3 separate regions of the Homo sapiens genome follow, and regions 2 and 3 are each linked to region 1. The links are chromatin loops, found by intact Hi-C in ENCODE. Cell type or tissue: endothelial cell of umbilical vein. All regions are shown on one strand.

Region 1 (8,000 bases):
CTTGTTTTGGGTAGAATTGAACCTATGTTCAGTGTACGAGTAAACAGCGATCCAAGCCTGGCCAGTCAGAGCATCCCAGCCATGGCCACAGTAATTGGCCCAGGGATGGGCATATAATCCAAACCAACCCAATATGAGTAGATTCAAATACAGTATAGTAGTTAAGCAGAAGACTACCTGGGTTCAAATCCTAGCTTCACTAATTACCAGGTGTAAGAACTTGGCAAGTTATCTGCTCTTTGATGGCTCCAGTTTCTTGGGTAGGAAATTGGGAAAATAATTTCTAGCCATAGGATGGTGAGACAGTTTAGGTAAGACGATAAAGGCAAAGTGCTTAAAACCATGCTTGGTACATATTAAACTTTCCATGAATGCTAATCAACTCCATTTTTGGAACTTTTATGAAAGAGGATCTTTCTTCTGGGGCCATCTTGCTAACACATGGCAAGAGCCTGCCTAAGTCAAACCATAGAGGAGAAGCAGCTTAGGAGAAGTGATGAATCCTGGCCACATCAATTGAGTCCCAAGATCTAGATGTGCCTGATATCAACTACCCCCTGGACTTTTTGTTACGTGAACAAATACATTCTCTTTTTTTCTGAAGTAGGTTAATTTGGGTTCCTGACTCTTGCCTGAAAGAGCTCTGCCTAATACAGGCAGTGGTTCTAGGCAATGTGTAATTAAGCGCTAAATGGGTTTCATAAACAGCAGAAGAGAGCAGAATGAGGCAAGTTCAATATGGGCTACTGTAAGTAGTGAGGACAGGGATGGGGGGAGTTCACCCACCTCAAATTCTGCCAGCTCTGGCAGCTGTGTCAGAAAATATCTGGGGAGTAATTGAGATATCATTGTCCCAGAAGCAGTATATTTGTTGATCAAAGAAAACTCACCTTCTAGAAAAAATAATGCCATTACAGAGGTTTTTCTTTAGCACAAATCTCTCGCCTCCCCTCATAGCTAGAATCTAGCACTCTATCTTTTGTCCATGTGGAAATGACAACTTCCAAACCTGCAAAAATGACTCTTTCCAATAGAGTGAAGAAAGGCCTTTGGTTTTGTATCTAATAATCATGTTAGCTGGATGTAACTGACACTTTCAGAAACGACAACTTCAAAGTGATTCCTTCCAGGAAATTAGAAGGCACAGAAACCATTGCCTTATCCTGAAGTTTCCATCCAAGGCTCCGTGGGCGCCTTTAGCCCTGAGTTCAGGGAGCTGTCCCTCATCTGAAATTGTGCATGTTTACTGTAATCCTCCTCTAGAGTTTCCTGGGAGGAAATTCATTTAACATCCCTCCCTCGACCTTTCTTTTTGAGCAATTTGGTGTATCCACCTCTCAGCCTTTCCTTGAAGAAATCCAGCTATCTATCCTTTTTTCTATGTTGAAAATAAAAGAGAATCTGTCTTTTTCACAATGCGGTGAGCAGGTTATATACAGCATGACAAAAGCATCATTTCATAGGCCTACGGTTTGAAGTTGATAAGAGGTTTTCAGGAACAAAGGGGTATTTCAAGTGAGTGAGCAAGACAGAGAGAGTGAAAGTGAGAGTAACAGCCAGTCTCACTTCTTCCAAATTACTTCCATTTTTCTCAGGGAACAGTCATCAGAGACATTCTCATTTAGAAAATTCATTACAATTTTATTACCTAAAAATTGCTCAACACATACCAACAACCATAAAGGATATACCGAAAGTGGAAATGCCCACTGTGTTACTCTTAAGGTTAGTATCCGTTGCCAGATTCACCCTTGCTTTATTAAGGTTGCAATATTTAGCTTTTGGGTTTACTAAACGAAAGAAAGAAAGAAAGAAAGGAAAAGAAAGAAAATATTAGAAATATTTGGAAAACGCCTTCTAAAAAGAAGATGTAAAGACAATAGATCAGAGAATATCAGTGGTAGCCAGGATTTCACTGTTTATTTCTTCTACACAAACTTTTTTTTTTTTGGAGAAGAGTCTCGCTCTGTCACCCAGGCTGGAGGCTGGAGTACAGTGGCACAGTCTTGGCTCACTGCAACTTCTGCCTCCTGGGTTCCAGCTATTCTTATGCTTCAGCCACCTGAGTAACTGGGATTACAGGCGCACATACCTTTTAAAAAGCAGACCACAAACAAATTTATATGCACAATTCTCTGCTATTAATACAAACAACAAAAATGTTGGAATCTACCCTCGAGGAAGGCTCAAAAGTGATTATTCGTGAATGTCGTGAATGTCTTTGTCACCCGCTCATTTCTGGCAGTGGTGCCAAGACAAAAGCCCTGAGCTCCTCTCCACTCTCCGTTAGAATTATCTCCCTTCTTCTCATGGCTATTGCTCTAATGGCTGTAGGTTTGAACACAGATTAAATGATTTTCTCCTTGACTTGCTGAGTATGGATAAACTGGAAGGAAGAAGGGTTGAAGGAGAGTCTGGTAAGAGGCCTGTGATGCTTGTAGGCTGCACAGGCTTGAAGCAGGTCAGCTGCACTGTGGCGGCTGATGACATCCTCCTGGAAGGATGCTCTGCCTAACATTCAGTAGCTCTTGCCTGTAACTGTGACGCCTAAAGCTAAAACAACATAGGGCTAACTGCCTGACTTTTCCTAGGCCTGAGACTTTGAGCATTGACAGTTTAAAATAAATTCATCCAAGACTAGAAATGCTATGAATGTACAGGTGTGATTAGGCACAATTAAAAGGAAATGAAATGGGCTCTTTCTCACCAGTTAATTAAATTAAATATAAATTTAATTTAGTTAAATTTAGTTAAATTAAGCCAAGAGTAAATCCCCTGTACTTTCTTCTCAGATCCTGTAAAGACACTTTCCACATCCTCCTCATTGCAGTTTTGAGACCATCTGGGGTTGCCAGTATCCTTCGACTGATGTGGGACCAGTAAATCTCAACTCCACCAAATCCAATGCCCCCTTTTAACAATTATATCTCTTTTATCGTCATGAAGTAGAATCCATAGGTAGTATATCCTATGATATGGCTTGGATGTGTGTTCTCTCCAATCTCATGTTGAAATGTGATCACCAGTGTTGGAGGTGGGGCCTAATGGGAGATGATTAAGTCATGGGGGTGTGTCCCTCATGAATAGCTTGGTGCTATCCTCACAGTAACAAATAATTTCTTATTCTATGAGTTCATGCATTATCTACTTGTTTAAAAGAGACTGACACTTCCTTCCTCTCTCACGCTCCTTCTCTCTTGCTTCCTTTCTCTCCATGTGACACATCTGTTCCCCCTTTGCCTTCTGCTATGAGCAGGCGCTTCCTGAGGCCTCACCAGAAGCAGAGGCTGACGCCACGCTTCTTACACAGCCTGCAGAACCGTGAGCCAATTAGACCCCTTTTCTCTGTAAATTACCCAGCCTCAGATATTTCTTCATGGCAGTTCAAATGGACTAATGTACCCTATCTACCAACTAAAATTTTAAAATAAATAAACATCACGAGTAAACTGAAATATCAAGGAGACATACGGGGAAGGTCATTTAGAATATATTATCACAGCTGCACTAGAAGACATCTACAGTTGTCAGACACTGCCTTTCGTCATAAAACTAGAATGCTACTGTGAATGCTACTGATGCCTTATCCCATGAGCATTTGGAATGCATCTGAAATGGTGCACTTCTCATAGTCAAGGTCCAAAGAAAACAAAACACAATATTTGTAGTTTACCCAATAATTACACTCTTGGAAAATTCAGTGTATATTAAAACTATACAGAAAACAGTTTGCTTTCATATGTTAAATAGAGTTCTGCTTTAGACTCAGATAATTGCAAACATGCTTCTCATCTATATGAAAGTTCAGGGAGTTTAAGTTGTACAGGACAGCGTGAAGCAGGTTCACTGTGCACTGGTTACCACTTCAGCCCACTGAGTCTTGGGCTGCACTTACACTACTTGCCCAAGTCTGCTCAGACAAAACATTCACTCACACAAATTACATGAAGTTGGTTTATTACTCACAGATAGGTGACAAGGGTCACCAGAAGCCTAGGAGTCATTTCAAGCCTGTCCTCCAGGGCTCAGGAAAGCTGCCTGGGGTGGACGGAGTCTCATCTGCATGTGCCCCCTTTGTTGAAGGGCCTCAGCACGCAGCCCAGTCTGGGTTTTATACCCCAAGATAACATGACACACTGGACTAAAGCATTTAAGGATATCCTGTTTTCAGGGGGGACTAGAACAGAGAGTCCAGGCTATTCTGGCTGGTTCCTCCCTATCACAGAATGTTGCATTCCCAACACATTCTACAGTTACTCATAAGAACTACAAGGAAGAAAGGAAGGAGAATTGGGTCAGTCTAAGGCCACCCAGAGAACCATCCTACAGACAGGGGACAATACTTTGTTCCATAGGATAAACCTCAGTGTTACAGGACATGTGGCCACTGGCCTCTGGCAACCATTGTGACACCCAGTCCCTCCTCTCAAACACACAAATCTCCAAAATGACATCCAGGATCCATACCCTCCATCTCCCACTGGGGACATTTTGGTGATCTCAACGCAGTTCTCTAATAAACTCATCTCTGCTTAAAAATAATGAAAATCTTTATTCCTATAGGAGATGGAAACTTAAATATCTGTTCTAATCCTTTTGTTTGAAAGAAGAAAGCTGACAGGATTGTTAAGTTATGTCATACAGTGACACAGTGGCACATTCAGAGCTGGAACTCAGGTCTCCTAAGGCTCTCCTGAATCCTATGGTCATTCCCGAGTTAAATGTTGACTGTGAAAATCATCATTTCTTCAAAGAATCACTTTAAGCAGCTGTATTTTATTTCACTAAGTTTACAAAGTGCATTACTTGTTATTGCTCCTTCCTCACACGCCACCTCTACCTAGAAAATTGATTCCGCAATGACCATGAGTAATTATCGATCATGTAAAAAAGCAAGTCAGGTACTTGGCACAAAGTCACCCAGTAATAGGGGCCAGTTTCCTTTTGAATCCCTCAGTTGGTGACACAGGATGGTATTAGAGTTTTGGAACCATGCAGAAATTGTTTTTGGTAATTTTCAAGACCTTCTCCCACTGCGTGAGTTTTGAGAATCTTCAAAACAGTCGAGTGAGGTTAGTATTTTTATCCCCTTCACAAATAACGAAACAAGTCCCTGAGAAGTGAGGGAATTTGTCCAAGGTCACGTAGCTTACAAGCGAAAGGTCAGAATCTTAGCCCAAGTCTCCTTATCTCCAAAACCATATCCCTTCCAGTAATCTGTGCTTCTTATTCTCAATAAATATGCATTCCCTCTCCTTCATTTTCATTTCCTTCCTGAGGTGGTGTTCTATTTATTCTTTTTCATTTATCGGTCAAACCAGACAAAAAGAGAAAAATATTAGCACTCCTGTATATCTACAAGATAGAAGTATTTTTAATTAGTAAAACGGGATCTCCTTCATTTGAGATCCTTTGTTTGTGTTGTTAAATAATATGGCTACTGTATTGCTTAAGAAACCAACTCTAACTTAAATAAATAAATAAAAAAGAAATCAATGCAAGCATATTGGGATGTCTTGTGGAATCTAAGAAATAGTGGGCAAGCCAATTCTCAGAGAAGTGGAACAAGGAGAGCCAGGGACCTTGCCAGCAATGGTCCCTGCATCTTCTCTTGCAGGCCTGGGGTCTCTGTAGGTGTGATCCCACTTCCGACCACTCCTGGTTTCTGTGTCTGTCATTTCAAGTTTGAATCTTCATAAGCATTAACCTGAATTACCCTTCTTGGGACCAGTCACTTAGGACCAGTACGTAAGGTCAAGTAGAAAACAGCAGCAGCTGGGAGTCCACTCCTGTGAGAAAACCAGACATTTCTCAGAGGAAAGAGACAGGACAGCCAAATCATTCATTGTTTATACAACAGAAAAGGGCAAAGATGAGAACATGTTAACCAGGAAAATCATCGAGACTTGATGAAAGAAAGATCAGATACAAATGTACGGAAGTCTAAATATCTAGGTTTCAATTAGATATTCAAAGATGAAACAAAGCAGTCACTCTTATGTTTTGTAAAAGTATCCTCTATGTAAAAGACCTTTAAAAATATAAGTGTGATCTAAACAAAACCATATCTGAGGCCCAAGATGAACTCTGAGCTCTCAGCCAATCACTTAGTATCTTTAAATGCCTTGTATTCATAGGTATGAGCTGTCTTGTGCCACCTCCACCTCCTTCTCACACCCCCATCAAACTGCAGAATTTATCTAAAAGGAAAGAGACATAAGCTAGAGTGTGGAGCAATGAGGGAGACACCACAGGCCAAGGAAAAAACCAAGACAGGATCCTGGAGAGGTGGCCTAAGACACTGAAGTCTCCAGATCATTTTAGAAGGTGACTACAAATCCCCACTGGGTGGAGAGGAAGCTGAAGGTGTCTAGTCACTTACAGATCAATAGTAGGTGCCCATGAAATACTAACTGACTGATTGATTGACAGCTCAGAACCCGCTTTGGTGGGAAAACAATATTCAACGTTATTTTTAGCCATTGGATAAACTAGCCAGCATGTTGATTCACTGCATTTTTCATTTATGATCTAATTGTTTTGGCATTACATAGTCACATCCATAGAGCATTTCAACCTTGCAAATGTGTTCATTTAATTTTCTTATTTCCAGGGGCAGAGTGTGCCTACAAAGCTCATAAATATTAATGCTTGGATCATACTTTTCCCTCTCAATCCCTCTCCCCCCATAGGTATTACTGAACAGCTAATGGGAATACATAACACTGTGTAATTACTTTTTGTTTTTAAAAGTAAAGGTACAAATTCAGGTGTTTGCGCTAGAAGCAACAATCTAATTTCTCTCGTAGGCCTATATCTCATAGTGCCACACATTCATGCAAAGAACAAGCTTAAGCTCACATTTAATAACTCCAAATGAGTTGTTTGGCACCTTTAAATAGAAAATTGGCATATAAAGGACCCCAGGGGTAGGGGGAGGGAAAAACCATCTATAGACTTTTTTCTCCTTCCTGCTGTCCCTTTCAGAATAAATTAGGGTCTTTTATTTGACTCACAAACCTACTAGGGCTACTGCTGTAACAGTGCTTGTAATTTGTCCTTGATGTATGTACCTAACACAGTGACAGTCTTTAGACAATAAAGAAGAGTCAGAATATTCCTCAAAGTAATTAGATAATTCCCATTTGCAATTCTGATATCACCTTCCAAAGCATCAAAGAGCTCAGGCTGCTGTGTACAGGAATATGCATCACCTTATGATGTTTCTGCAATTACTATTTATATTCAATGGAGACTATATACACACCTCTTTCCCTTTGTCTCCCCTCACCCCCACCCAACCCTACTGATCTTTCAAACAGTCATCATTCATACAAAGAGGTTTAATTTACAAGGAAAATAATACAAATACCACATTTGCAAATAACTTACAAAAGGTAAGTCTAACAAAAGACCTAATCTCAGCCAGTTCATTTCTTTAATGGCCAATGGAGAGAGAAAGTACAGTAAGGGAGACCTCGCTTCTCAGCAACTTAAGCCTGATGCTTTCCTGGGCTGGACCATTCTCAGAATGAGATCACTCAAAAGAGTTCGCTTATTCTGGAAGCATAGTGGATTCTCAGCAAGAAGATCTCTGATCACACTGCTATAACAAAATACCATGCATTGGATAGTTTATAAACAACAAACATGTACTGCTCACAGTCCCAGAGTCTGGGAAGCCCAAGATCAAGGTGCTGGAAGATTTGCTGCCCAGTGAGGGCCTGCTTCCTGGTTCATAGCACATTCTCACTGTGTCCTCACATGGCAGAAGGGTCAAGGGAGCCCTCTAAGGCCTCTTTTTTAAGGGCACTAATCCCGCTCATGAGGGCTCATCCTCATGACCTCATCACCTATCAAAGGCCCCACCTCCTAATACCACCACCTTGGGGGCTAGGGCTTTTAACATATGAATTTGGAGGGGCCACAAACATTCAGACTATAGCCATCTCTCTCCTTAATTTCCCTACCTTGCCTGCCCAAGCTTTTGTGGTCTCTCT
Region 2 (8,000 bases), 130 kb before region 1:
ACTAGAAGTCACTGAGGAGAGATCTATCGATGCTGCCCCTTCACTTAAGTCCAGCAAGAATCACTCTGGAACAAGGATTGTCAAATATAAGCACTTCCCCTACTCCTCTACTGAGTTCTGGAGGTTTGAGAGAAGCACAAATAGTTGCTTTGTGTCGTTTCTGCCACTGCCTCCTTCCTTTTTCTTGCTTACAGGGAATTCTGTAGGAGTGCAATTTGAGGTCAAAATACATAAGCATTTAAGACATTGCTTTGCTTCAAATCCTTGAATAAATATTAACTTATTCATCATCTCATTACCCCTGAGAGTTGGGAAAGCAGAGCCCAAATAGAGGTTAGAATGTTATAATCCCATCTATAAATTACAGTGCTTGTCATATTTACTAAATGAAAGCTTTAAGGTTTTAAGAAGCTTTTCTAAATGTGATCTCTCCATCCCTATCATAGGATTTGCTCAAAATGGATTTGCAAAGAGAAAAAAAATTTAATGTCACACTGCCATGATAAGTCAACCAACCATCTCATATATCAAAGGAGAGAGGCAGAGAAAGAAAAGGAGGAGGATAAAGAAGAGGAGGAAGAGGACGAAAGGAAAACCAAGAGGAGGAGAAGCCACTTCTTACTTTGGATTAATGTGAAACTAAATAGTTTACTACATTTTAAGTGGGAAAATGTTAGTTGAAAAGATATTTGTCAACCACAAACATTTGAAAGGGAAGCATTCCAAAGATTTTCACTGTTTATGTTCAAATTACAACATGTGCAGAAAGTTGTGCAACTGAAAATCCTTTCAAACAACAGCTACAAAAGAGATTGGTCAGTTAGGACAGGAATAGAAAGTGGAAACTTAGAAGACTGGCTACTCCTTGTGTATGATTGCTGGGGTGAGTCTGTGCTGAGAACTTTTTACAAAGGGTGTCCTTTGCTGATATGAGAGGGGGGTGTCAAACTTTTGAGTGATCACTGTGGGTCCTCAGCTTAGACATCTTCTCTGGCCCAAGATGGCACCCCTTGCTCTCTTTCCATGGGACACAGGGACCTTGCCATCCTTCCATCTTATAAGCCTTCTGTCATGATTTTTACTTCATCCTAGATAGCCTTAATTTGGGCCAGGTCTCCAGGTTCCTCCACTTTCTTCTGTCCCATCCATACCCCTCACCAATCCTCTGTAAATTCCTTTCCAGGATTTTACTGAGAACTACAGAGAAACAGGCTGGGAATAACAAACATGGGGAGTTATGTAGTTAACATACACTTTGACATCACCTAGTCATTTTCCTGAGTATATAGATAACTCTGTTATTACTGGTTATAAGGTCCATGAGAAGCCTTTATCCTTTTCTGGAAACCAAGAAAGCACCTGCCCTCCCTCAGTCCTAAGGGGAGAATCTTTATGGGTGTAACAATAAAATGGATAATGGGAAATTCTGATGTCCTCAAGCATACATTCAGATGTCCCCAATGAGCATCATTTGTATATCAAGGGAACTCCAGAGAGATGATCCACAATTCAGTGTGTCCCTTTGGCCAGTAGAGAGGTCACCTTAGTCTGGAAATAATGATGATATAATGTTAAAGAAACCTAACTAAACAAGTCCTTTTTCTCTATCCTATGTAATGTTTTATATCTGACCTCACAGAAAACCAGCCTTACTGTTTTGTACTCTCTCTGCAGCTGGGTAGGTAAACAGAAATTGAGGCTCCAGGCTGCCTGGTGGTTCACAATGATGGTGCTTTTCAAAGTCCTTCGGATGGACAGGGAACTGGTTTCCCCACCACCATTTCTGACTGGCACTTCCCCACCTTCCCTGAACAGATGATGCAGTGAACCCTGTGAGGTTTCCAGCCTTCAGGAAACTGTTCCAAGGCCATCAAGGAATAGGGAGATGCAACTGGAACACTCTATATCCCAAGAAGACAGCCCTCCGAGAGTGACCACATGGTCCTCTCCCAACATCCTAACTCTCCCCTTTCACTCTTTCCACATCTTCTTTGCCTTTAGAGCTCTGCCTCATTTAGTATTTCTGATTCTATCCCCCTTCCCCTGGATGCCCAGTTGCTGGTTCCTTTCCCGTATATTTCAAATTCTGGAGGCTCAGGCTGAAAGCCAGTAGCTTTCATGTCTGCTCATAGAGAAGAATGGGATTTAGACTCAAAAGAAGAGTGGGTACAGGTGCAGTGGCTCACACGTGCAATCCCAGCACTTTGGGAAGCTGAAGCGGGCAGATCACCTGAGGTCAGGAGTTCAAGACCAGCCTGGCCAACATGATTAAACCCCATCTCTACTAAAAATACCAAAAAATTAGCAGGGCGTGGTGGTGGGTGTCTGTAATCTCAGCTACTCGGAAGGCTGAGGTAGGAGAATCACTTGAACCCAAGAGGTGGAGGTTGCAGTGAGCCAAGATTGTGCCACTGCACTCCAGCCTGGGTGACAGAGCTAGACTTTGTCTCAAAAAAAAAAAAAAAAAAAAAAAAGAGTGAGCTCTGGTTCTGTAGATGAAAGAGATTAATGCGGGCAATGCCCCAGGATGGGGTTGGATTTCTCTCACCAAACCTACAATTATGCACAGTTCATAACCATAGGGAGTCATTTCCTAATGAAGATTATGTCATTAACACCATCTGAAGAATGTGTATGCCTCCTATTTACACGACTTTGACCCTGTTTGGGGAAAATGATCATCAAGCCTTCTATTATGCTGAGTCTGAATTGAAGCCCTCCATGACTTGGTGTCTCCAATAAGTCTTCTCACATTCATGAAAAATGAATGTGCAAGCCCGAACCACATCTCTAATCCAAAGCTTTCTCACTTGACACTAGTTACCTTTTACTAGCCACAATTACAAGAATAAGAGCAAGCATGCATTATCTTGCTTCAGCCTCACAATAATTCCACAAGGAAGGTATCCCCATTTCTTGAGAAGGACATTGAACTTAGAGAGGTTATGTCACTTGCTCAAAGTCACACAACTTTGCCAAGGTGGATCTAATTAGAAGCCAGATCCATCTGATTGTGTTTTCTCTGGTATGTTCCATGGTGCCATTGACAACACCGTGGCACAAGGGCACCACTTGCCCTGTCACACCTGAGACAGGCATTACAAGTTGATCATGACACTTCTCTCTGGAGCTAGTCTGTGTTTACCTGCAGAATGCTCATCAACAGCCCCTGTGGGTTGATCAGAGTCATTATGTTGGGTTGTTATGTAGTTTGCAATCTCTGTCTCAGGCCATTCCTCCACCAGATCACTTCAGCATCAGTACCACTACTTATCTCCTAATGGAGACACATCACCCCAGGCAAATCATCACATGTCTCTGAGAGTGGCTTTCCTGGTCAAAAATCTATCATGATAGCTAAGAGGAACATTTGTCTGCGTCTTAGAAAAAGCCTTAGCTACCTCCTCAAAGATTTGGCAATAGGACGTTTCTACTGAAGATAAAAAAAAATGAAACTTGTAGCAGCTCAACTGTCCTTGGTCACTACTTTTAGCTCTAAACACACACACACACACATATACACACACACACACTCACACACTCCATTGCTCCTGCTTCTGCTCACACCTTGCACATGAATTCAGAGGGCAGGTGAATCACATCACTCTTACTAAAATCCACTCCATGCCCAGAGTGTCATTACACTTTAAGAGACCTCAGTGAAGGCAGTAAATGTCAACCCCATTAGTCTTTCCTTGCAGAAAGAATGACTGAGGCCCAGACAGGCAGGGGAGTTCCATATCACCACTCTCAGCTACTGATAGAGGCCATAGCAAAATGTAAGGCTCCCAGCACAGGGCCTTCTTCTTCTTCCATAAAATGCACCACCTTGGACAGTCAAAAGAAGTAATTTAACTTCCACTTTTTTCAAAAAACATGAAAACTCAACACTCCCATCACTGATGCAGGGAACTACGTAAAAACTTTGTCCTCTTCTGAATTGAAAGATATCATAGTAAAACTAATGCCCAATGTCCAAGATGTTGCTCCTTGATATTTAAAGTTCATGGGTCATTCTAGCAAAATTGATGCCATATAGTCTTGATTTGTATATTTTAAAATTTTATCACTGTGTTGCTTTCTCAACAATTACTTGATATTCAAGTTTTTTTTTCATTTTGCTTAAATAAGTAGATGAAGTCTTTCCCCCTTAAAAATAGGAAGGCAAGCGAGGCCAGGACTAGGTGTCCTTGGACACCAAATGCTGGAATGGCGTCACACATAGATGGCAAATAGGGTTTTAGTATGGCCAAGTTGACTATTTCCACTTGTGTTCCAGCTGCCATGCCACACCACCTCACCTCTGCCCATCCGCCCCCAGATCTTCGGTGGTGGTGAGCGGGAAGAAGGCTGATCTCATGTGTCTACCAGAGATGTTACTCATAAACGCCCTCATAATTCCCAGATGCTCTCATACTTTCTATGGGATAATACACTATGTCTCTTTTGAGCCAACACCCTAATTCTGCAAATGATATTCACTGGTGCCTTGAGCAGGAGGCAAAGGGGCCCACAAAATTCTCTCATAAGACCAAGACATTAGGTCCAGGAGGAGCAAACCTGCCTTCCAGCCAAACACTCAGACCACCTCACACTCAGTAGAGTCTGAGAAATCATCTTGAGGAGCTCAGGTGGAAGACGCTTCCCTTGTTAAAAAATAAAGCACACAGAAAAACCTTCAAAACTCTTGTTAATATGATGTGGATCAAGATCTATAGCAGATGAATAAGGAAAGAACTGGCCTAGTGCTGCCAAATTCTTTCTAAAACTGGGATTCTTTTCAGTTCTGGGGCAGATAGAGTTGCATTGGAAGAGAATTTGACCTATTGAAAAATAACAGTTTTATGATGCTTTCCTATAAGTCTAGACTAGCAAGTGGGCCAGTTCTAAAAATGTCCTTGTATTTATGCCTTAAGAGATATTCATCTACATCGTAGGGTTTTTGGAACAAAGAGAACGGTTTCCTTTTTCTATAAAGTTTGGCGTCATTATTATTTTGAAAGATAACCATGCTCACCCATTGCCAAATGACGGCTGAGTTATGCTCTCTCTATATTTTTTAAAGAATTCGCTTTTGAAAAGAAGGTGGAGGTGGCTGGGGAGGAGAGGGTAATCCACGTCCTGTCACTCACTCCCTTCCAGGCTGTGAGAAAGTTGTGGGCCTGGGAACTTACAGTTTGTTTTCTATAATTCCATCTGGTTTGAGACCAAAAAGGACATATTTGTGGAGAACAGACCACAGTCTGAGAGGGAAAAGGGCTGAGGGGGTAGAGGTATAAAAATCAGATAGCTCAGCACTTCGCTCCAAAGGAGCTGAAGGAGAGAGGATTCCACTGCGTGTATGTTTTCTCTTTCACGTCTCACTTTTGTTCTCTGCCATCAGGAAATGCAGTAGACATTTGTCACCAGCAGCTCTTTGGAGACTTCAATGTTCCTTCCTCCCAGGATCCGAAAGGGGACTTCAGACACGTAAGAGTCATATTTTGCAAACCAGCAGAATTTTTGTGCAGTGTTTATCAGACAAGTGAGAGGCTGTGAAGGCAGACTTTGGGAAATAGTTTTAACAGTTCATAAATCAGATGTAATTGAAAAGGAGAGGATCTCCTTTTTGAGAGCCATGAAAACCTTTCTTTTGTAATCTCCTTACTGGGGCAGAATTGTAATGTGTACAAGGGCCGGGGGTCTAATGAAGTCAGGTTGCCTTGGGTCACTCAAGGTAATTTGTTTTTTTTCTGGCCAAATCATGAAACAGAACTGCATTCTGCTCCCTGTTACATTTATATGATAGCATCTCTTTTGATATTGTCAAGTGTGTTATGCCAGGTTGCATAGCATTACCGATAACAAAATTCTTTGGAAAATTGTTTTTTTTTTTTTTTTTTTCACACACCAAATAGCAGCAGCTGAAATCAGTTGGAGTTCTTGGCTGGCCAGGAAGTAAAAAGTGCTTTTCATATAAAATTCCTAAGAAACCCTAGAAACATGATGCAAAGCATTTGTACCCCTTTTACTTTCAAACTAGTAGAATTTATGTGACTTTTGAAAATTATATTTGTTATACTGATAAAAATGCAGTTTCATATGAAGAGTAGGAGACCCTAAAGGGACTTGCCTAAGATTTTCATTTGAATTTAGTACATTATGAGTTGTCATAGTATAAGAGGATTGGAGGTTTGGAGGATTGATAGTGTTCTTAACTTCAGGGAGAATCTAAGACACCAGGAGCTCAGAAGAATGGAGTCTCAAGACATCAGGCAAATACCGAAGAGATCAGAGCCAAGTTCTAAAGGGCAGCCATTTCCCAAATGTCAACCAAGAGCGAAGCCAAGAGAATTATGATTTCCTGGCTATACAATGACAGGAAAAGCTTGATCAAAGCTGGAGTGCAAGTTAAAAAGTGTAAGGTACTCAAGTGCTAGGGTCTGTGTCCAAGCCCAATCAATTGATCATTAGTTGTTTTTAACTTCAACGTTTCTTTTGCAACAGCACCTCTTCCTTAAAGTAGCAATCTTAGCAGACTGCCACCTTACATGATGCATCTTATTCTCCAAGGACAATGAAGACTGAACTATCGCACATTACCTAAGAAAGATGGGAATTGACATGCACATCACAATTGTATACACAACAGAAATTATTGAATCATGAGATATACATTCCGGTGTGTGACAGATTGGCACATGACATAATCTGGGTTCTTTATAGACTCAGTTGTTTTGGGGCGATCTAGATTATCAAGAGAAGAGCCTTCATGCTTAGCTTTATCTTGTACCAACCACCAGGGCCCTTGCTTCTGAGCAGGAAGCAGCTGGGGAATAGGCTCTTTCTCTTAATGACTTCCAACATAGTTCTCTCAAACCTTACTCCTCCAGAAGGCCACCCTCACCTGGCTATGGCTACTTCAGAAAAAACTTGGCCTCTGGTATAATAGAGCAGAATCACCACCTCACATTCTATTTCAAGCCAAAGTCAATATCTCAAAGGCTGGTTCTGTGATTTATTTGGCCCTTGGGAGCTCCTACTGAAAGTGCTGAAATGTCGTACTGACACTTCAGACTTATAGCTACCTAGACTCCAAGTAAGATTTATCTCTGACTGGAGGGTTTCTCCTATTAAAAACCAAAGAGTGTAGGGTGCCTTCACCTGCTAGGTAATCTTCTATGCCCTAATGGGAAGAATGGGAGCAGCAGACAAGTAAGTTCAGGAAGGAGAACCAAAGCTGTGTCCATGCCCTTGAGGAAAGAGAAATTGGACCAGACAAGTTCAGTGGAAACTTTCTAATGGATCCATCAACTTCATCTTGTCTAAGCAGAGTCATAGCTAGAAGTGTGACTGAAATAGGAGAACCACGTCCAGGGGTTCAGGGGGGATTCCTCTGAAATCGCAGCTGGAAGCATTTCGTAATAGTTCTGGTACTGCACCCATAGATACTGTCACCTCTACTCTTTCTTCCAATCACCATTAGCAGATGCCACAGGATTCCTACTTCTGAAAGTTTTTGGGCCCTGCAGGTGGAAGACTGGAGAAGCCAATAAAGTTTAAGGCTACATTTTATTCCATCCACAAATTTGGTGAAGGAGGAAATGTTTACAATTCTGCCATGCCATGAATAGGAGTTTTCCACCGGGTGTACACTGCTGTTAACAAGGTGTAAATACTTGTCCAGTAAAGAGACCGTACGGTACTGCTGATGGACGTCCCAACACAATGCCAGATGCAAAAACTTCTTTGGTGATTGCTTTTGATAACACTGAGTGGCTAAAGGTCTTCTTTCACATCTTTGCCCACCTCAAATCCTGAAGGCAAGGTCTCTGGAATTTGAGGCTGTGCCCTCACATGCCTCCAAGGCACCAACAAAGCAAAATGAAGAGTCTGCACTGCTTATCAGTTGACCCAACACTCAGTCCACATTGGAGGGGAAGGGGTGGTGGGCTGAGGATGTCTTCTTCCTGTCCAGGATGCAATATGGTCAAGGATGAAAGGAAAGAGATGCTGGGAGC
Region 3 (8,000 bases), 390 kb before region 1:
TGGCAGAATTCAGTTCCTGGTGGTTGTTGCCAGCGGTTGTTTTCAGAAACTAGAAGCAGCTCTCCAGTCCTTGCACGTGTTCCCCTCCATCTTCAGGTAGCAGTGGCCTTGTGCTTTGAATCTCTCTGACATTTCCTCTGTCACCAGTCTGAGAAAGCTCTTTGCTTTTAAAAGGTTCATGTGATTAGATTAGGCCCACCAGATAATCTGCTTTTAATTAACACAAAAATAACTAATTAATAACCTTAATTACATCTGCAAAATCGCTTTTGCCACATAACATAACATAATCAAAAGTGCAGTGAGAGGTTGTGTAGTAAAGTGGCTAAGGGCATGGGCTTGAGAATCAGACTATCTGGGTTCAAAGTCATGCTCTATCACTAAATTAGGTGACACTGGACAAAGCTTTTTAGCTTCTCCGTGCTTCTGCAAAACAAGCATCATCTTTAATAACCTGCCTTGTTGGTTGGATTTTAAAGGGATCATTCTTAACAAATATTTAGCAGAGTGCCTGGCACATAATAGTTGCTCAATGAGTAACATTTAGTATTATTATTGTAGAAAAAGAAAATGAGAAAGAAAAAGTGAGAGAAAAGAAAGAAGTGAAAGAAAATTGTTGTAGACAGAGTGATCAAGGAAGGATTTATAAAGGAGGTGAGGCTTGAGTTGGATTAAGGTTAACTGAATTTTTGTAAGCATGAAGAGGGGCAATGTATTCATTCTAAATTATAACAAATTTACCAATAAAAGGTTTGTATTTTGTAGAAATGAGAAACTGATTACATCTGCTTATTTGGACAGTGAATGGAACCACATATTCTGCCTGTTGGCAAACACCAAATCTGTATAGTTTATTTTCTTCAAAGGTAAGTAATGAGAAAATTAACTGACAAGGCACACTGGATCAACAGGTTACTATGCTATATTTGATAAATAGGCTTATTCCTGATACCTCAGACTTACTCCAGGATTTTTTTTTTTTTTTTAATAGAGTCTCGCTCTGTCGCCCAGGCTGGAGTGCAGTGGCATGATCTGGGCTCACTGCAACCTCTGCCTTCCAGGTTTAAGTGGTTCTACTACTTCAGCCTCCCAGTAGCTGGGATTACAGGTGCCTGCTACCTCACGTGGCTAATTTTTGTATTTTTAGTAGAGACAGTGTTTTGCCATGTTGGCCAGACTGGTCTTGAACTTCTGACCTCAAGTGATCTTTCCGCCTCGGCTTCCCAAAGTGCTGAAATTACAGTCATGAACCACCGCGCCTGGCCAGGAATTTGGTAAGCCATGTTTACATATACAGTGGACCAGGTAGGAACCCTAAATATGCTTTTCCTTGGATTGGTCCAAATGCCTTGGTCATTCTCTCCCAGCATAATCCAAGCAAAGATAAACAATGACCAATGAATAAGGCTCAGTAGTCAATCGGTTGAATGGGAAAGCACCACAGCCACTTAGATCATAAAAAGCCCAAGTCTGCAGCCACTCAGTCAGTCCATTCTGCTAGCAAATTTCTGTTTATATATCTTCTCTCCAAGAAGGGGCTCTTCCAAAGCTGGCCCTAGATAGTTCCTCAGCCGATCGGTGAATTAATAGTCAATTAACTAAGTATTAGGTTGATGTGAAAGTAATCACGGTTTTGCCATTGAATATGTTACATTGAATATAAAGGCAAAAATTGCGATCACTTTCATACCAACCTAATATTATCACCTCTTTTTCTAATATGTGACCCTGTGATAAGAGAAAACCCCCCGATTTTCCTCTAAAGACCCATTCATTCTCCACTTTCAGTGCATGCTTTTCAGGTCCTGCTGATCTCAGGGTGGGATTTTGATTCAGGTCCCAGTAATCAGAGCACTGCAGTACCTGATTACCAACAGCCTTTACTATTTGTTCATGGCTGGGCTTGCAGTCCAAACTAGGCCAATGGAAACCCTTCCTGAGAATTTTTAAAGAATTAATTAATAATCACACTTCCGTTTGGAATTGCTAAAGTGGTAGAATGTAGGTGTGATGCTACTGGTGATTACTCTGCCTCTGTGTGGGAACAGCCTTCCTGAGAATGAAGGCACCCCAAAGAAAAGTGAGCTCTGAGATGGAAGGGCTCAGCTCTGAAGATGTCATTTGAGCATCTATACGGTGCTGCATTGTACATATCATGCTTCTGGACTTCTAAGTTATTGAGCCAATAAGTTATTATATTTTGTTTAAGCACATTTGAGTTTGCATTTCTGTCATTGTCAACCAAGAGTTCTAACAGTCGGCTCACAGAGCCTCCGATGTAACGTTCCCACTGTAAACATTCAGATTGATTAATTAATTTGAATCCCAGCTATAGAACCCTGATAGAGAGAATCTCTACCCTCTGATCCAATCAGACAGGCTCACAGAGCACAAACATACCTGTTGTACTCTGGTGGGTGGGTGAGGGGGGATAGTGATCATGGAAGAGGAACAGAGATACATAACCAAAGCCATTTGGTTCAAATGTGTGTGACTTTTATAATCAGACAATAAGAATATTTATTTTGAATAATCACTTAAAACAATTTAAGTAGATTTGAATAATCTATTAACAAATTTTTGCTTTTTTGTTACATTCAGTGGCTGCCAAGAGTTTTTAATCACTCAAGTGATTTTAGTTAACAATTAATAATGAAAATCTAAGCAACAAAAATGTTCACTCTAAGTCATTTGACATAAGAGAACTAGTGCTCAGATGGTACACGGAGAACCCATTTTTCATTTCCACGCTTCACAATCTCACACTCTTTTGCCAAATTCCTACAACCAGTCCTTAATGACCTAGTCTCAGTCTCAAAGTACCTCTCTCCCTAAGGCATCCTGTCTCCCCAGAAACAGGAATGTATTGCTAAGTGGACCTTACAGATTATTTAGGCCAGCTTTCATATGAGATGAAAAGTTTCAAAGAAGTCAATAATAGTGAAACATTTTTTTAAAAGGTTGGGGGGGGGATTCTAATTTTATTGAAATCCCCCAAAGAACTTGATATTACAGGTGACATCAGTTCCAGCTCAGACTGTAGCTAGTTGAGTCCTCTGTTCCACAGATTTTATTCCTAAGTAGATCTTTGCCTTTAGAAGTGAGTGTCAAGCCTATTCAGTAATTTCAAGCTGGAAGAGACCTTGGGAATTTTCTAGTCCATATCTGTCATTTTATTTTTATTTTTATTTTTTTTGAGACTGAGTCTTGCTCTGTTGCCCAGGTGGGAGTGCAGTGGTGCTATCTCGGTTCACTGCAACCTCTGCCTCCTGGGTTCAAGGGATTCTCCTGCCTCAGCCTCCCGAGTAGCTGGGATTACAGGCATGTGCCACCACGCCTGACTGATTTTTGTATTTTTAGTAGAGATGGGTTTTCACTGTGTTGGTCAGGCTGGTCTTAACTCCTGACCTCTGGCGATCCACCTACCTTGGCTTCCCAAAGTGCTGGGATTACAGGCACGAGCCACTGCACCCGGTCCATACCCATTATTTTAAAGAGGAGGAAACTCAGGCTCAGAAAATATGGACCAATAATCAAAGCAGGGAGACACGTACATCCCAGGAAGGAAAAATGGCTGGAACAAAGGCGCTGAGTCAAGAAAAGATATACTCAGGGACAAAATTTTGAAAATGAATTTGGATGTGACTTTAGTTGCTTAATGGGTTGACTGTAAACTTGAAAGGTAAATTATTAGGTCCAAATTATAGAAGGTTTTGAATGTTAAGGTGAAGGGTTGTTGCTTTGTTTTTAACTTTATAAACACATAAAAGTAGGGAAAGTTGAATAATGAAAGCCATGTGGTTACCACCCATTTTCTACAATGATCAACTCATGATCAGTTATATTCCTTCTATGACTCTACTTCCTCCCTCCTTCTCTTCTGTCTCCCAGATTATTTTGAAGCAAATCTTTGTCATAATATAGCTTTATAAATATTTCAACATATTTCAAGCCCCAAACTAAAGACTTAGAGGGTTTCTAAGTATTCTGTAGATAAGAAGAAGCCTTTGAATATTTTCAACCCAGGGAGCAACATGTTCAGAACTGCAGAAGGCTCTTCCGGCAGTTCCATATGGGATGGATTGGAGTAGGAAGTGGCAGGGTAGTGTAAGCACTTGATATGCCACATTGTCCTTGTCACAGAAGCGTTGTTTCCTATTTTCCAAGTTTAACGTATGCTCTATAGTTTCCCTTGCTGGTATTTAAGGGTAGAAATAATTTATAGATTCTTGGCCAATGGAGATATTTCCGTTTTAGAGGTTTTGTCATTCTGACATTTCAGTTTCACGCTTTGTAGTTCTTTTATGCATTGAGGTGTATGGCAATAATGTAAGTGTGAATTTTTCTATTTCTCCTTATGTATTAAATATTCACCTTTTATTTTATTATATTGCTTAATGAGGACATTCTGTGTACTAGTTTGATGTTTATGGAAGAAAAACAAAAGCTTCCCTAGCTCTAAAAACTTGCCTTTTAAGTTCCTCATCTCTATAAGTAGCAAAACATAACACATAAATTATTCAGGCAATACAAAATGAAAATAAATACATTTCAATTGGCTATCTAAGAGATTATTTCTCTGTGCATTGAGTCTTCTTTTATGTAGTCACTGCAAAACCATGAAAGATTGAAATATTTTCTGAATGAGAAATCTTTCAACATGAAGCAGCACACACAGCACTGTGAGCAGAAACTAAAATAAACCCTGTCTGGCCTCAAGGTTCATGTTGCATATTTAGAGTTGGAAATACTCATTTCAGGGTACATTTTTCTTTAACCCAGTCATCCCAGAGTGGAACAACAACATAGAGAATAGATAAGATTGTCTGTCTGGCTAGCTGAACACACTGTCCTTCACACTGCTGAGAAATTTGCAGAGTATGGTAGAGGTTTTTAGATCTTGAAACTGTACAAGGCACTCTTCTGCTTTTAATTTATGCTTTGAAGATTTATACAAAATAGAAAGACCAAATAACTCACTTTCCATTTAAAGTGCTCACGTTTTCCATCTGGTACATTGTTATGAATAACATGTCTGCATGACATAACAGAAAATTTTTCATACCAGTGCGGGTCTGCCATCAATTTATAATCAGAAATGTCACATGACGTATTGAAAAGAAATCAGAATTACACACGGTTGCTGCATTTGCCTTCTTATATTTCTTACCAGAAGCCCTTTTCCTTCTTTTCAGCTGCCTCTGTGAATTGTGTGGAATCATTAGAGAAAAACCCAAGTAGAGAGCTAGCAATTTTACAAAACTGTAAAAAAGTTCTTTGAATAACCATAACAATGGTATATTTTCAGTGCTTTTCCTGTTATCTTTTTGGTTGCATTTTTAAATCAAAACACAAAATTGATAGATGACAGATAATAAAAAATTTTTATAACCAGATCTCTTCTAATGCTTGAAATTTCAGGTGAATCAACAGAAAGCAATATGAGCATGATTATGCTGCTATAATGGGTCAGACCAGTACCTCATGCTAACTAAAAGTCTGTCTATGACTGTGGCAGTCATGTGTATTTTCTGAAAAAGAATTCTAGCTTCTCTACAGGATTTCAGACTTAGAAAGTCAGAGACCTGCCCAAAGCTTTCCCAAACTTCTAATTAACAGAGGGCCAAGGCAGAGAACTTGAGTTCTCATTACTGATCTCCCACTAATGGGATGTGCCACCTTAGGTGTATTGTTAATTTCTGTTTACAGTGTTTCACTTTCTTTATTTCCAGATAAGAAAAGATTCTAATTACAAAAACAATTTTAAAAGAGTCTACACATAGAAGATAATAATTGCTATTATTTTTACTTATCTAAATCTAGGGAATCATGATTGCCAACAATCACTCAGCACCAACAATTTACTGAATGTTTATCTGCCTGCATTCTTCTTGTGGCTGGAAATGTAGCAGTGAACCAGACCGAGACCCTGATCCGCTGGGTATATAGCTGGGGGAGTCAGACATTCATGAAAATGACTTCTAGTGCCACAGATATTTCAAAAGATGCAGTAAAGAGTTCTGTGGGTCTGAATGATATGGTGTGCTAACCAAATATGTGAAGGTGGCGAAGGTCTCCTAGAAGAATTGGTGCAAAACTTGAGTCTCAAAGGATGAGCTGGGTGAGGAGTTGGGCACAGTATTCTGGGCAGTGGGAACATCATGGACAGAAGCCTGAATGCAGCGGAGAGACTGACTCACTTGTGGGCATGAAGGAGATCAGCATGACTGGATTGGAGCTCACTTCCTGGTGTTTTCACCTCATTGCATGTAAGCATCAATGGACCTACCCCTGCTTCTGGCCATATCAAACAGTTCAATAGTTTGGCATCTTTGTGATCAGCTTACAGAAGTGCTGTGGGCTTTGTCAAACCAGTTAGGAAGCTCTAGCTTACTGGTCGAGAGAACTTGGCATGAGAGGATGCTGACGAGTTAGACAGAGGTCTGATTGGAAGGGGCTGGGTGCTGAGCGGGAGTTGGGAAAGGAGGAGTTAGTGCAGGCAACACATTCAAGATCATTGAAGGTTAGTGATATGGTTTGGCTGTGTTCTTATGCAAATCTCATCTCAAATTATAATCCCCATAAACCCCGCGTATCGAGGAAGAAACTTGGTGGGAGGTGACTGGATCATGGGGCCGGTTTCCCTCATGCAGTTCTCCTGAAAGTGAATAAGTTCGGATGGGATCTGATGGTTTTATAAGTGTGTGACAGTTCCTCCTTCATGTGGTCTCTCTCTCTCTCACCTGCTGCGATATAAGTCGTGGCTGCTTCTCCTTCTGCCATGATTGTAAGTTTCCGGAGGCCTCCCAGCCATGTGGAATTGAGTCAATTAAACCTCTTTTCTTTATAAATTACCCAGTCTTGGGAGGTTCTTTAAAGAAGTGTGAGAACAGATTAATACAGTCAGAGAGGCCTTTCTGAGCATAAGTTCTTGACTATACTAAGGGCAATTGAGAGCCATGGAAAATGTTTAAGCAGGAGAAAAGTTTGTCTGAGAAGGGGAGGAAGAGATTCTGAGGTGCCTTTAAGAAATCCACTTGTAGGGGCCAGGCGCGGTGGCTTACGCCTGTAATCGCAGCACTTTGGGAGGTTGAGGCAGCGGATCACGAGGTCAGGAGACCGAGACCATCCTGGCTAAAACAGTGAAACCCCGTCTCTACTAAAAATACAAAAAATTAGCCGGGCATGGTGGCGGGTGCCTGTAGTCCCAGCTACTCGGGAGGCTGAGGCAGGAGAATGGCGTGAATACGGGAGGCGGAGGTTGCAGTGAGCTGAGATTGTGCCACTGCACTCCAGTCTGGGCCACAGAGAGAGACTACATCTCAAAAAAAAAAAAGAAAAGAAAAAAGAAATCCACTTGTAGCCGCTAAGGTCTGGAGCTCAGAGAAGAGTCTGACCCCAAGCCCAGTTCTCCAGAGTCATTTTGATTCTAAGAAACCTTGATATTCTTTCAATACGTTCCTTTTTTTTTTTTTGTCCACCATAGCCCTGGTTGGTTTCTGTTGCTTGCAATGAAAGAACCCTTACAAATGCAATAATGCAGAAGTAACAATGAAGATGACACTGATTCACACAAGATTTAATTTGTTACATGAGTAAATAAACAAAGCAAAATGAACAGAATTTACTATACTGCATCCCTGCTGGGAGTATGTTGAGCTATCTGGCCTGGAAGGCCTTTGTGACCTGTTGAAAGAATATACATGGATTTACTTCAGGAGAAAAATAAAGTGTTATTTTAAAAATGGATCATGTTCATTGTAATTAAGAATAAAGGTTGTAAAAACTATGGATTGTGGCCGGGCTTGGTGCCTCACGCCTGTAATCCCAGCACTTTGGGAGGCCGAGGCAGGTGAATCACCTGAGGTCAGGAGTTCAAGACCAGCCTGACCAACATGGTGAAACCCCATCTCTACTAAAAATACAAAAATTGGCTGGGCATGGTGGTGGGCACCTGTAATCCCAGCTACTTGGGAGGCTGAGGCAGGAGAATTGCTTGA

Evidence for each region. Peaks named below come from ENCODE experiments on the same cell type or tissue, not always from the same donor. Only the 100,000 strongest peaks of a DNase experiment are listed, where the experiment ranks them.
Region 2: it touches region 1 in a loop (5-fold over the local background); 4 of 110 quality-filtered maps call a loop at or near these places.
Region 3: it touches region 1 in a loop (7-fold over the local background); 12 of 110 quality-filtered maps call a loop at or near these places.

Annotation. Positions count from the first base shown.
Region 1 is chr2:215,844,792-215,852,791 of GRCh38, forward strand. No RefSeq gene overlaps it. Among named protein-coding and RNA genes, the nearest start is that of LINC00607, 5.3 kb to the left of the region's middle. In endothelial cell of umbilical vein, a CTCF peak has its summit at 4,017; DNase peaks (open chromatin) are centred at 3,200, 4,090, 5,180, 5,780 and 4 weaker places; H3K4me3 peaks cover 2,450 bases; H3K27ac peaks cover 7,621 bases.
Region 2 is chr2:215,712,794-215,720,793 of GRCh38, forward strand. All of the region lies in intron 5 of LINC00607 (long intergenic non-protein coding RNA 607), which reads right to left. It overlaps LINC01614 (long intergenic non-protein coding RNA 1614), which reads left to right and starts at 5,250. Exons shown (of 2, transcript NR_132383.1): 1 at 5,250-5,469; 2 at 6,204-8,000. LOC102724861 (a long non-coding RNA gene) reads left to right here. Exons shown (of 8, transcript NR_187737.1): 8 at 447-1,593. In endothelial cell of umbilical vein, no CTCF peak of the experiment used is centred here; DNase peaks (open chromatin) are centred at 4,998 and 6,338; H3K4me3 peaks cover 271 bases; H3K27ac peaks cover 4,359 bases.
Region 3 is chr2:215,456,127-215,464,126 of GRCh38, forward strand. It overlaps LOC102724849 (a long non-coding RNA gene), which reads left to right. Exons shown (of 4, transcript NR_110607.1): 2 at 766-866; 3 at 5,824-6,269; 4 at 7,487-7,745. Among named protein-coding and RNA genes, the nearest start is that of FN1, 24 kb to the left of the region's middle. In endothelial cell of umbilical vein, no CTCF peak of the experiment used is centred here; DNase peaks (open chromatin) are centred at 4,805 and 6,155; H3K27ac peaks cover 3,074 bases.